Linked DNA regions of Mus musculus: region 2 is linked to region 1. Evidence: chromatin loops called from intact Hi-C (ENCODE). Cell type or tissue: heart. All regions are shown on one strand.

Evidence for each region. Hi-C counts contacts between places; a loop is a spot of excess contacts. Peaks named below come from ENCODE experiments on the same cell type or tissue, not always from the same donor. Only the 100,000 strongest peaks of a DNase experiment are listed, where the experiment ranks them.
Region 2: a loop joins it to region 1, with 3 times the contacts of the local background. A loop is called at or near these places in 19 of 42 quality-filtered maps.

Annotation. Positions count from the first base shown.
Region 1 is chr2:33,971,580-33,976,579 of GRCm38, forward strand. The region is part of intron 3 of Gm13404 (a long non-coding RNA gene); the gene reads left to right. Among named protein-coding and RNA genes, the nearest start is that of Gm39793, 12 kb to the left of the region's middle. In heart, no CTCF peak of the experiment used is centred here; DNase peaks (open chromatin) are centred at 2,012 and 4,362; H3K27me3 peaks cover 992 bases.
Region 2 is chr2:33,743,660-33,748,659 of GRCm38, forward strand. The region is part of intron 9 of Mvb12b (multivesicular body subunit 12B); the gene reads right to left. It overlaps Gm52507 (a long non-coding RNA gene), which reads left to right. Exons shown (of 4, transcript XR_003953788.1): 1 at 1-2,825; 2 at 4,457-4,657. Among named protein-coding and RNA genes, the nearest start is that of Gm52507, 13 kb to the left of the region's middle. In heart, a CTCF peak has its summit at 2,946 (motif pointing right); a DNase peak (open chromatin) is centred at 3,102.

The DNA of each region.
Region 1 (5,000 bases):
GTGGCTTATGTCTTCCTGGAAATTTTCATAGGCTTGAATGTAGTATGTACATGAGGCTTTTCCCCTTGATTCTAGAGTAATGGATTGCAAGGTGAACCCCAGGGTTAACTGCCAAGTTCCAAGGTGTATTAAACATCTATGTCCATGTACAGTGTGCATCCTAAAACACACACACCTATTAGGATCAAGGAAATATGGTATGGTTGAGAATATGGCCTCAGGCTGCTAACCCTGAGCCCCAAGTTCAACCCCAGAACTCATGGGAAAATCTGGATAATCTGGTAGGCATCTGCAATCCCAGAATGTCTATGGTGGGATAGAAAGTGCAGGCAAAAGAATCAGCCAGAAATTCTAAGGCCAGCCAGCTTCTGCAAGATGCCTTCAGAGGCTGCTGTGTAGTGTGCACGCTGGGTGCACAAAAGAGTGCATGGATTGGGAGGTATGTGAGGGCGTGTGTAACTATAGATAGATTCTGGAGGGGTCTGTGTGCATAGGTACGCATGCATGCTCAGTTTTCTGTATATAGCATCTGTGCCCCCACGGGTGTTTTTAATGGTGGTCTGTCTTTGTGTCTCTGAGTCTGTATAACTATATGAGCCTGGATCACTCAGTACAGCAGAAGTGGGAGAACCTGTTTCAACTTTGTAAGGGAACCAACTTCTAAACATCTGACTTACACACATGTGTGCACACCCACATTCACATGGACACCATGCACAGAGCAAGAAGGAAAGGAAAAAGGTGTAGGGGGAAGTATATATTACAGAATGAGAATCTATGAGTTCTATAGTTAGAAGGGGAGTTGTTTTATCTTAGGATCTGAGACCTTGCTGTGTTGTGCCAGATAACCTTGAACCCCTGTGCTCAAAAGATCTCCTGCTGCAGTTTCCCAGTAGCTGAGCTTATAAGTGCCAGGCTCATGAACACTGCCTTGGGGTCTTTGTTTAACAAAGCTTATCCATAATTCCACATCAATAAATGAACAGTACTACTGTTGGTTTTAGTGGCTGCATAGTACTCCATAAAACTGATCTCTCATGGTGAAGTTGTCCCCAGCTATTGTGCACGGGTCACCAGCCTGGAGCACAGGGACCCTGGGAATCATTGGTGAGCAATCATTTCTCAGTAACTGCCGTTACTGTGAGCCTGAAGTCATGTGACTCTGCCACTGTGCACTTGGCCTGGGCTTTTCAAAGCTCCCAATTTGGTGTTTCAGGCCCAGCCTGCATGGTCCAGGTCCCCCATCCTTTCATCTTCGCATACCCTCTGCTGGTTGGTTCTTGGCTCTAGGCACACTTTGATCTTCACATGCAAACCTTTTCTCACCTCAGCGCCTTTGCATGTGCTACTCAGACACCCTCTCCAGGAAGCCTTCTATGGTGAATCCCTCCTCGAGCGAGGCTCCACTGGCCTTTCTTAGGACACATGACATACTTATCATTAGGGTAAATCAGGAAATTGCCAGCACTCAAGTTCTGAAGTTATGCTGTAGGCAATTTCTGAGGGTTGACTACTACAGACCCGAGGTTCCATCCCTTCCATTGAGCGGTGGCATTTTAGGACAGGGACCTATCTGCAGTGCTCATTGTGGCATTATCCCAGCACTGTACCTGAGCACAGACTGCCTCACCTGTCAATATAATGAGTAAATGAATAGTGAGGTTCAGAGTGAATTTGAGGCTTTAAATGCCTTAGCATAGTCTAGGCTAGCATGGGGGTGGGGTGGGGGTCACCCACCTTCCACTTGGCACTAATCACTGGGAGCAGAAACACGGACCAAGGCGGGTTGAGGCTGGGTGTACACCCTAGTCACTGTGGCTCCAAGGCTATACCCAGTCTCACTTTGAAATGGCCCAGCAACAGCTGGGTTCCTCTAGATAGAGAGCAGAGGCCAAGTACATGGGGAGAGGCCTGGGTGCTGCCTCTTACCAGTCTCTTCCCCCTCCTCCTCCACCACCACCACCAACCTGGTGGTTCAGGCTTGTAGCTGGTGCACTGTGCACTTATGGCCACAAGGTGGCAGTGTTGGCACCACCTGGGCTCTGGGAGGCACAGGGCAGCCAGCTCCTGCAAGATGCCTTCTGAGGCTGCTGTGCAGTGTGCATGCTGGGTGCACAAAAGAGTGCATGAGTTGGGAGGTATGTGAGGGAGCGTGTAACTATAGATAGTAGATTCTGCAGGGGTCTGTGTGCATAGGTATGCATGCATGCTTAGTTTTCTGTATGTAGCGTCTGTGCCCCCATGGGTGTTTTTAATGGTGGTCTGTCTTTGTGTCTCTGAATCTGTATAACTATATGATCTAAGAACGTTCAGGGGAGACAGTGTTTGTATGTAAAAGCATTGTGGTTCTGATGTGCACCTGTAGGGTAAGTGGTTCTGTGAGAGAGGAGAGGACAGCTTGAGGCTGTGTTAACATCAAGGCCAGGGACTCTTGGGGCTCTCTTTCCCCCTGCCTAGGACCTTCTCCTCCATACATAGCTGTTCTAATTCTGACCCTCAGAGCCTGGAGCTGGGGCCTCACTGGTTGCACCCCACTTCAGATGCTGCGTTTCAACCTCCCCTACGTCTTTCTCTGAGCCTCCTTCCTCCAGCCATGGAGACTGTGGCAACAGAGCTTCACCTAAGGCACTCTGAGTACACATAGTAGGCTGACAGCCTTCAGATGGCATGCAGCGGGCACTCTGAGTACACATAGTAGGCTGACAGCCTTTAGATGGCATGCAGCAGGGACCACCCCAGCTCCTCACTGAGAAAAGTCACTCTTATCACTAGGGTCCTGGGTCCTCTAGTCCCTCAGAGCTGATGTCAGTGTGTTCTATCTTCACTTAGTGGTGCCCAAGACAGAGTTCTGCCTGTCCCCCCAGGGGACTAGGTCTTAGATTCGGTGTCCCAGGCTTTGGGAAGACCTGGGGATGCCACTAGCTCCTTCTCTTGGTCCCATCTCTTATCCTGTGCAGGCAGATCACAGTTCCCTTCCAGCTTTCTCCCTCCCCCTGCCAGGCGAGGGCCCAGAGTGGCATGTCTGGCTATGTCTAGCCACCCTTCCCCCCATGGTTATTAATGATTGGGTATTAGGCAAGCGGCACTATCGATTCTGGCGCGGGCAGCTCCAGGTCGGGGTAATTTATGGAAACACCGGTGTCCCTGGTGATAAATAATGAGGTGATCGTGAGGATGGGTCACTAGTGAGTGACTTCCACCTTATACCCTGTCCACTAACACACCAGCTCATAAATGGAGGAAAGGGGGAGAGGCCCAGTAAGCTGGAAAGACAAAGGATGCTTTGGTGATGTGCGCCTCCAGAGGACAAGGGGAAGCAGAGACATGGCTCTGTGGGGTCCAGGCGGGCGGCGGGAGCTGGTGGGAAAGGGAAGAGAAATACAAAGAAGGCAGAGTGGAAAGACTGGGGAAGAGAAACAGTGGGGGCAGGAGACACGGAGGAAAACATGGGGTGGGAGAGGAATGAGAGACAAACAGGGCAAAGGAGAGGGGGACGGAAGAGGCCCGAGGCTGCACAGGGTGAGGACAGCAAGGGCAGAAACAAAGAGGGAAGACGAGCAATTAAGGCCAGCCACTCCTCGAGAGGACTGTACACAGGGTCGGTGCTGTGGTCTAACTGTGAATGCCCCGAGACACCCGGACTGTGTACCCTCCAGGCAGGCTTTGGATCCCACCTCTCTCCTGGGCCCAGCTGTGTAACCTTAAACAGGTCACTTCCTCTTGATGAGGACAACTGATCCACCCAGGTGAGAGACAGAACCACGCAGCTAGCTCAGTGCACTTGGGACCCAGTGCCAGGCCTTGGGGTGCATGGGTCAGTGATAGCGGGGTTCTTTCTGATGGAGTCATGTGAGCACGTCATGTGACAATAACTCTAATGAGTGGACAGAATGTCCAGTTAGCCACACATAAAGCAGGGAGAAGCCATGAGAGTAGCAGACTGAACCGCCTCAGAGGGGCACCTCCCAGAGGTGAGGTTTGATTTGGGCCTGGACTTACACAGGGGAGAGAATCACTCCTAGGGATAGAAACATTACGTGATGATGCTTTCAAGGTTGGAAGGAAGGCCACCGGGGCCTAGATTGGAGTCTCTAGTGCACCAGCCTCCCCAATCCCACACCTCCACACACCAAATCCACCAGCTTTAACTTGGTTATCTCCAGGGCTGAAGAACTCATTACTACTCTTGAGAAAATCTAATTCTGAAAATGACCTTTTTTATTTTTTTCTTTCTTTTACAATTTCCCTTCGTCCCCAGTTTAGCCTCTCCCTCCTCTCGCTGCCCACTCCCGCCCCCACGCTCTGATTGACAGGTAGCTGCCCCACTTGGCTGCTGTTGACAATGCTTCCGGTCTGGGTCTGGCGCATCGCCCTGTCTTGGGCAGAGCCAGGGATGGGGATACTGTTCCTTCTTTCTGGATCAATAGCGCTCACTTTGGTCCGCCCCTGCTTGGGACTTCTTGGACAAGGGTCACTTGCTGCCTCTCTTCCTGTCTGCCGTCTTTTCTGGCTGGAAAAGAATATCAAGCACAGTCTGCAGGCTGACCTGAGAAGTACACCCGATCTGCGTCCCCCTGGGTGGTATCTTGACCCTGCTGCCTGCTGATCAGGTGACTGTGCACGGGGCCCCAGTGTCTTCTATGTGCAGGGTGCCTAGCACCAGAGAAAACTGCAGTATTTGTCTGCTCTCAGGACCCCTCCCACACTTCCTTTCCTATATTCTTGAGTAGCCGAGGTTTCTCCTTCATGTCCGGGACTCATGTTCCAGAGCCTACCGTGATCGTCACATGGCTCTGCGCCCTGGTTCTGGGCCACCCTAGGTCAACACCCTCATGTTCTTTCCTAGCCTGAACCTGTGGGACCTTCCCACAATAAGGAGACGTCAAGTGGCCTAGGCCACCATGTCGGTAGTTTCCCTTGCTTGTGTCCCTTTGTGGAAGTCTGTTCCTAGAGACTTCTCATCACTTTTTGGCTTCACGCCTCAGCCTTCCTTCATGCTG
Region 2 (5,000 bases), 230 kb before region 1:
TGTGCTCCTTTGGTTGGGGCTTAAGTGGGCTCATCTCCACTCGGAAAGCAAACTAGTATTTCCCCTTCTAAAGAAAGCCATACCCAGGGGAGCAAAGCCACACACACAGCAAATCAAGTCACACACACTGAGAGAGGGTCACTGGGGATGAGCCCAAATTCACTCAGCAGGTGACTGGCTAAGTACATACATCAAGGGCATGGCATGTGGAGTGAGGGTACACCCCACAAAGCCACAGACTAACCCCCCCCCCCAGTGCCAAGCATGCGGACTCACTGAGCTGTTGGTCAGAGGGGACTGCTACACAGCTTACTGCTGTTGCTGGAAGACTTGGAGGAGTCCAGCGAGAGCTGAGTGGAAGCCTCTCTCTGAGGATCAGCCCTCAGACAGAAGTGCTAACATGGGCTGCCAGTGTGCGCTGCCAGGGAGAAGCAGTCAAAGTCCCACTCAGCCGTGAGGCCTGGGAAGCACCACTGGGGACAGCATGGCAAGATGCACCCGTGGGCAGCAGTGGCACCTGCACCTTAGAGGTGACCAAACCTCCTCGTCACTTAAGGCCTGCTCAGTATGAGGAAACTCATGCCTGTGGTTGGTGAGGCCATGGGCCCTAGAAAGGAACGAACTGTTGCCAGTGACAATAATTTCCAACAGCGTTCTAAATCCTTCCCCTCAGGCCCACAGAGAAGCGTGGCTCTCACTCTTCATCCACAAAGCTTCTTTTCACAGAAGACAAGACCGTTACGGAAGCCACAACTGGCCAAAATGCAGAGGCCGTCTGACTGTGGGGTGCCCAGGCCCAGCTGATAAACATATAGAAACTGTACCCTAAAGATTCGAGGAACACTGCAGACGGCATGGGGAGGTTTGGAGGGGGGAGCCTGTCAAAGGCAGAGAGCCTGGATGCCAGCTACAAGATAGTTGTACCTGTTAAATCTCAACAATGTGGCTGCTTGGACAAGACCTGCCCAGTGATGCCACTAGCTGACAGGGAAAACCTCACACGGTTCCAACACTAGAGGAAGAGCTATCAGTGACTAGTGATTGCTGAGAGATGGAGTGCCAGACTTCTATAAGTCGAGCCCCTGGTGGGTTATAATCCTATGTGGTCAGCCAATCCGTGTGGTCATCCCTAAACACAAGCCAAACCAGCAATTCTCGATGGACTCAGGTGTGTGTGTGTGTGTGTAATTGAAGAGGTCATGAAGTTGAAAGGGAGTGGAAGTGTAGTGATAGAAATACAGTATATAAAACTCTTGAAAAAGTGTTTTGTTTTTTTAAAGGCAGGGAATTCGGCCAGCAGAAGGAATGGGCTGCAGACTGCATTTTGGCCAGTTGTGGCTTCTGATACAGTCTCCATCTGCTAGCAGCAAAAAAAAAAAAAAAAGCCTCTTTGATGAAGGGAGGGCATTAGGAGGAAGGACTTAGAGTGTGCAGGAGTGGGGAGCAGGTTTCAGAGCTATGACTGCGGTAGGCAGCTTGCTGGTGTAACACTGATTAGATGTGTGTGTCTGAGGTGGGTAGCTTGCTGGTATAACACTGGTTAGATGTGCATGTCTGAGGTGGGAAGCTTGCTGGTGTAACTAACACTGGTTAGATGTGCGTGTCTGAGGTGGGCAGCTTGCTGGTGTAACACTGGTTAGATGTGCGTGTCTGAGGTGGGCAGCTTGCTGGTGTAAACTGGTTAGATGTGCATGTCTGAGGTAGGCAGCTTGCTGGTGTAACACTGGTTAGATGTGTGTGTCTGAAGTAGGCAGCTTGCTGGTGTAACACTGGTTAGATGTGCGTGTCTGAGGTGGGCAGCAGGGGAGATTCACTCTGTACTTCACATGTTTCTGAGTTTGTATTTTCATGCGTGTGCATGGGTCTGTCGGGAAAACACCAAGTATTGAAAAGTTGATGCCTGGACAGGAGGAGATAGCTCTGTTGGAAAAGTGTCCGCCATGCAAGCATGAGTAGCCGGGTTCAGATCACAAGCGCCCATGGAAAGGCCAGTGTGAGCCCAGTGGTGGGTAAGCCCAGTGGTGGGCGAGAGATCCTGGAGCACACTGGCAAAGCCTAGCCTAGCTCAGTCAGTGAGTTCCAGGCTCAGTGCAAGATGCTGCCTCACAAAGTGAGGCACAGAGAAAATCAAGGAAGACCCCCAATCCCCACAATGATCTCCAACTGGGAGGAGTCCTGAGTCTGCTTCAAATGGTGCCATACCAGAGAGGTCCTCTTCAGTGGGAGAGGAGGATTAACGCTGGTCTGCGGCATGACTCGTGGGTGCATGCCTGTGGTTAGCAGAATGTGGCAGTGAACCAACCGCCCTCACACTTTGGAAGGCATCTTTTAGGCCTTTAGAAATGCCATCCAAGGGCTGGAGAGATGGCTCAGTGGTTAACAGCACCGACTGCTCTTCCAAAGGTCCTGAGTTCAAATCCCAGCAACCACATGGTGGTTCACAACCATCTGTAATGAGATCTGACACCCTCTTCTGGTGTGTCTGAAGACAACTACAGGGTACTTAGATATAATAATAAATAAATCTTAAAAAAAAATCCCATCCAAGCCACCTACTAAGTTCTTTAACAAATTTAAAAGTTTCTTTGTAGCTGCAGCCACTGCACGTGTGCTGACGGTACAGCGAGGCACAGGATAAACTGGCGGTCTGCTGACTGCCACACCCCTGCCTCACCATGCACTGTCTTTTGGAGTTTCTTTGTTTTGCATAGGAATGGTCTCAAGCCAGTGTGATCTCTGTAAAAATTTAGATGGCAGCTGGGACCTTGGAAGAATATACAGGAGCTTATAGCAGTCTACTGGATCAATCACACTTGGTTCACGAGGTAGGAATATTTGCTTTTCCAAATATTTTGCCTTCCTGGCCGATAATAAAGCTGTTCAAAGAACACAGGGTGAAGAACACCTAGCAGAGGCAGCCATGTAATCCAGTGCAGTTCAAGACATGACCAGTAGATGGTGCAAAGGGACCACATATTTCTGTGGCTGCAACTCAACCATCATCAAATCAGTTCACATTCCTAAGCACTAGGAATGCTTTCCAAAAGCAGAAAGGAAGGAACCACTGGGCTGGATCCGAGCACTCTGCTGTGATAAAGTTGGGACGCTGCCATTTCATTATGAATGCAACCCTACCTGGCCTTCCTCCAGCAGACCAGGCTCCCCAGCCCACCCTAACCTCGTGCATTTGAAGAGGCCCTAACAAAGTGGACATCTAAAAGTTGAATTTGAAAATTCTTTTAACCTCACGCTGCCAAATGTGGTTCCATTAATTTCACCTCTGAGTAGTGACGTAAATGCTATCGGGATCAGCCCCAAGCTAAATAAGCAATAAGCCCCATTTTTCAACACACAAACACATAAAGATGTCAGCTCGAACTGTTTACTAATTAACACTTAAAAAGACACAAATTAGATATGCGTGGCTAAGAGCAATTATAATCAAGACGAATTCCTCTAGTCATTTGGGAACTGGAAAAAAAAAAGCCTAATTGCTGGAACCAATGTTTTAAAAACTGAAATCACGCCAGTTAGCAAATATGTTCATTTAAAGAGTATCTCACGTGACTACACTCCTGAGGCCTGACTACAAACTCGAGAACAAGGATAATATTTAGGGATAAAATTAAAATTTTAAGCTCTCTTAGATTTATAACTTCTTCATTAAATATGTCTGCAAACAGCAGCCCATAAAAACCTGTAGCAATTAAGTGGTTAAATGAGCTGCCTCCCTTGTCAATTTTAAGGGGTGATTAATATTAGATGGTCCCTCTGCTAATGAGACTCTCCTTCTTCAGCTTCTAAGTCCTCTGAAAATGGAGGCTGTCTGTTCCATCAGGAAGCAAGGTAGGCTAATGAGAGAGCAGCTAGCCACAGCCCCACGTACCCCGTGAAGTGTCTGGGTGAGCCTGTTCACGCCGAGTCTGCAGAGACTGGCTTCCCTCACCTGGCTCTCTCAGCCAGGGGCTGTTGCTCCTGATTTAAAGGGTCTGTGTCGGATGAGCCTTCAACGCCTGCATCTTGGCCCATGAGCACTGGGATGGAGGCCCATGGCGGCATAGGTAGGTGGAAGGAAACAGAGGACCAAGACAGCCAGGGCACGCCCACCCTGGCTGCGACAGGGAATCCATCAGATGGAGAAATGGGACAACTGCTTACAAGGGAAATAAAGAGCCGCGGAGACGGGGAATATTTATATGCCCATCTACTCAGTCAGAGGGAAGATGCTTCATCATGGACCGCTGTGGAATTGCATTTTTTCCTCGCTCCTCAATGGAGCAGCTTGTGCTGGGCTTGGGGGTGGGGTGGGCAGTGTGGCCTTGTGGGGACAGTAGCAAGAAAACAAGAAGGAAGACATACTGTGTCAGGCCAGAAAACTTTGCTGTGACTCCTTGGTCACTTCCCATGGGTAGGAGGGACAGCAAAAATCACTCTATTGCCTTGACCCAATTGACAGGTATTCTGCTGAGGCCTCTGAAGACAGCAGACAGGAGTGTATGACCAGGCTGAGAGCTGAGACAGCGCCAGCATCCGGGCTGAGTTACTTCACTAATCATGGCTTCACTCGTTTCCCACCACCCACGTCTCAGTGTGCACCTGAATGCTGTGGTTTTTGCGTTTTCCATGACCCTGCTCCTTGCCATCAGGCTGCCTGAGGGTAAGTGCTTGAAGCGCCATCTTTCTTGGGTGTCTTCCTGTGATATAAGTGCTGGGTGTGCCACACTGCCAAGAAGCTCTGGGGATGTGAGAGCAGAGGCACTTGAAGGTCTCTGCCAGCTGGAGGGTGCCCAATAGTGACACTATGCTATGGGGCACTGTCCCGTGGGGCCTGCACTCCAGCTGGGGTTGGGGGGGGGCAAAGGGACTCCCCAGCTCTGAGGTCTGGGCATGGATGCAGAAATGAGATGATCACTGGATTCCTGCTGGCTTCTAACAAGCTTTAGGCTCAGAGAGACCCTGGCTCAGAAGAATGAACTGGGAAGCTGAGAGAGGAGGACCCT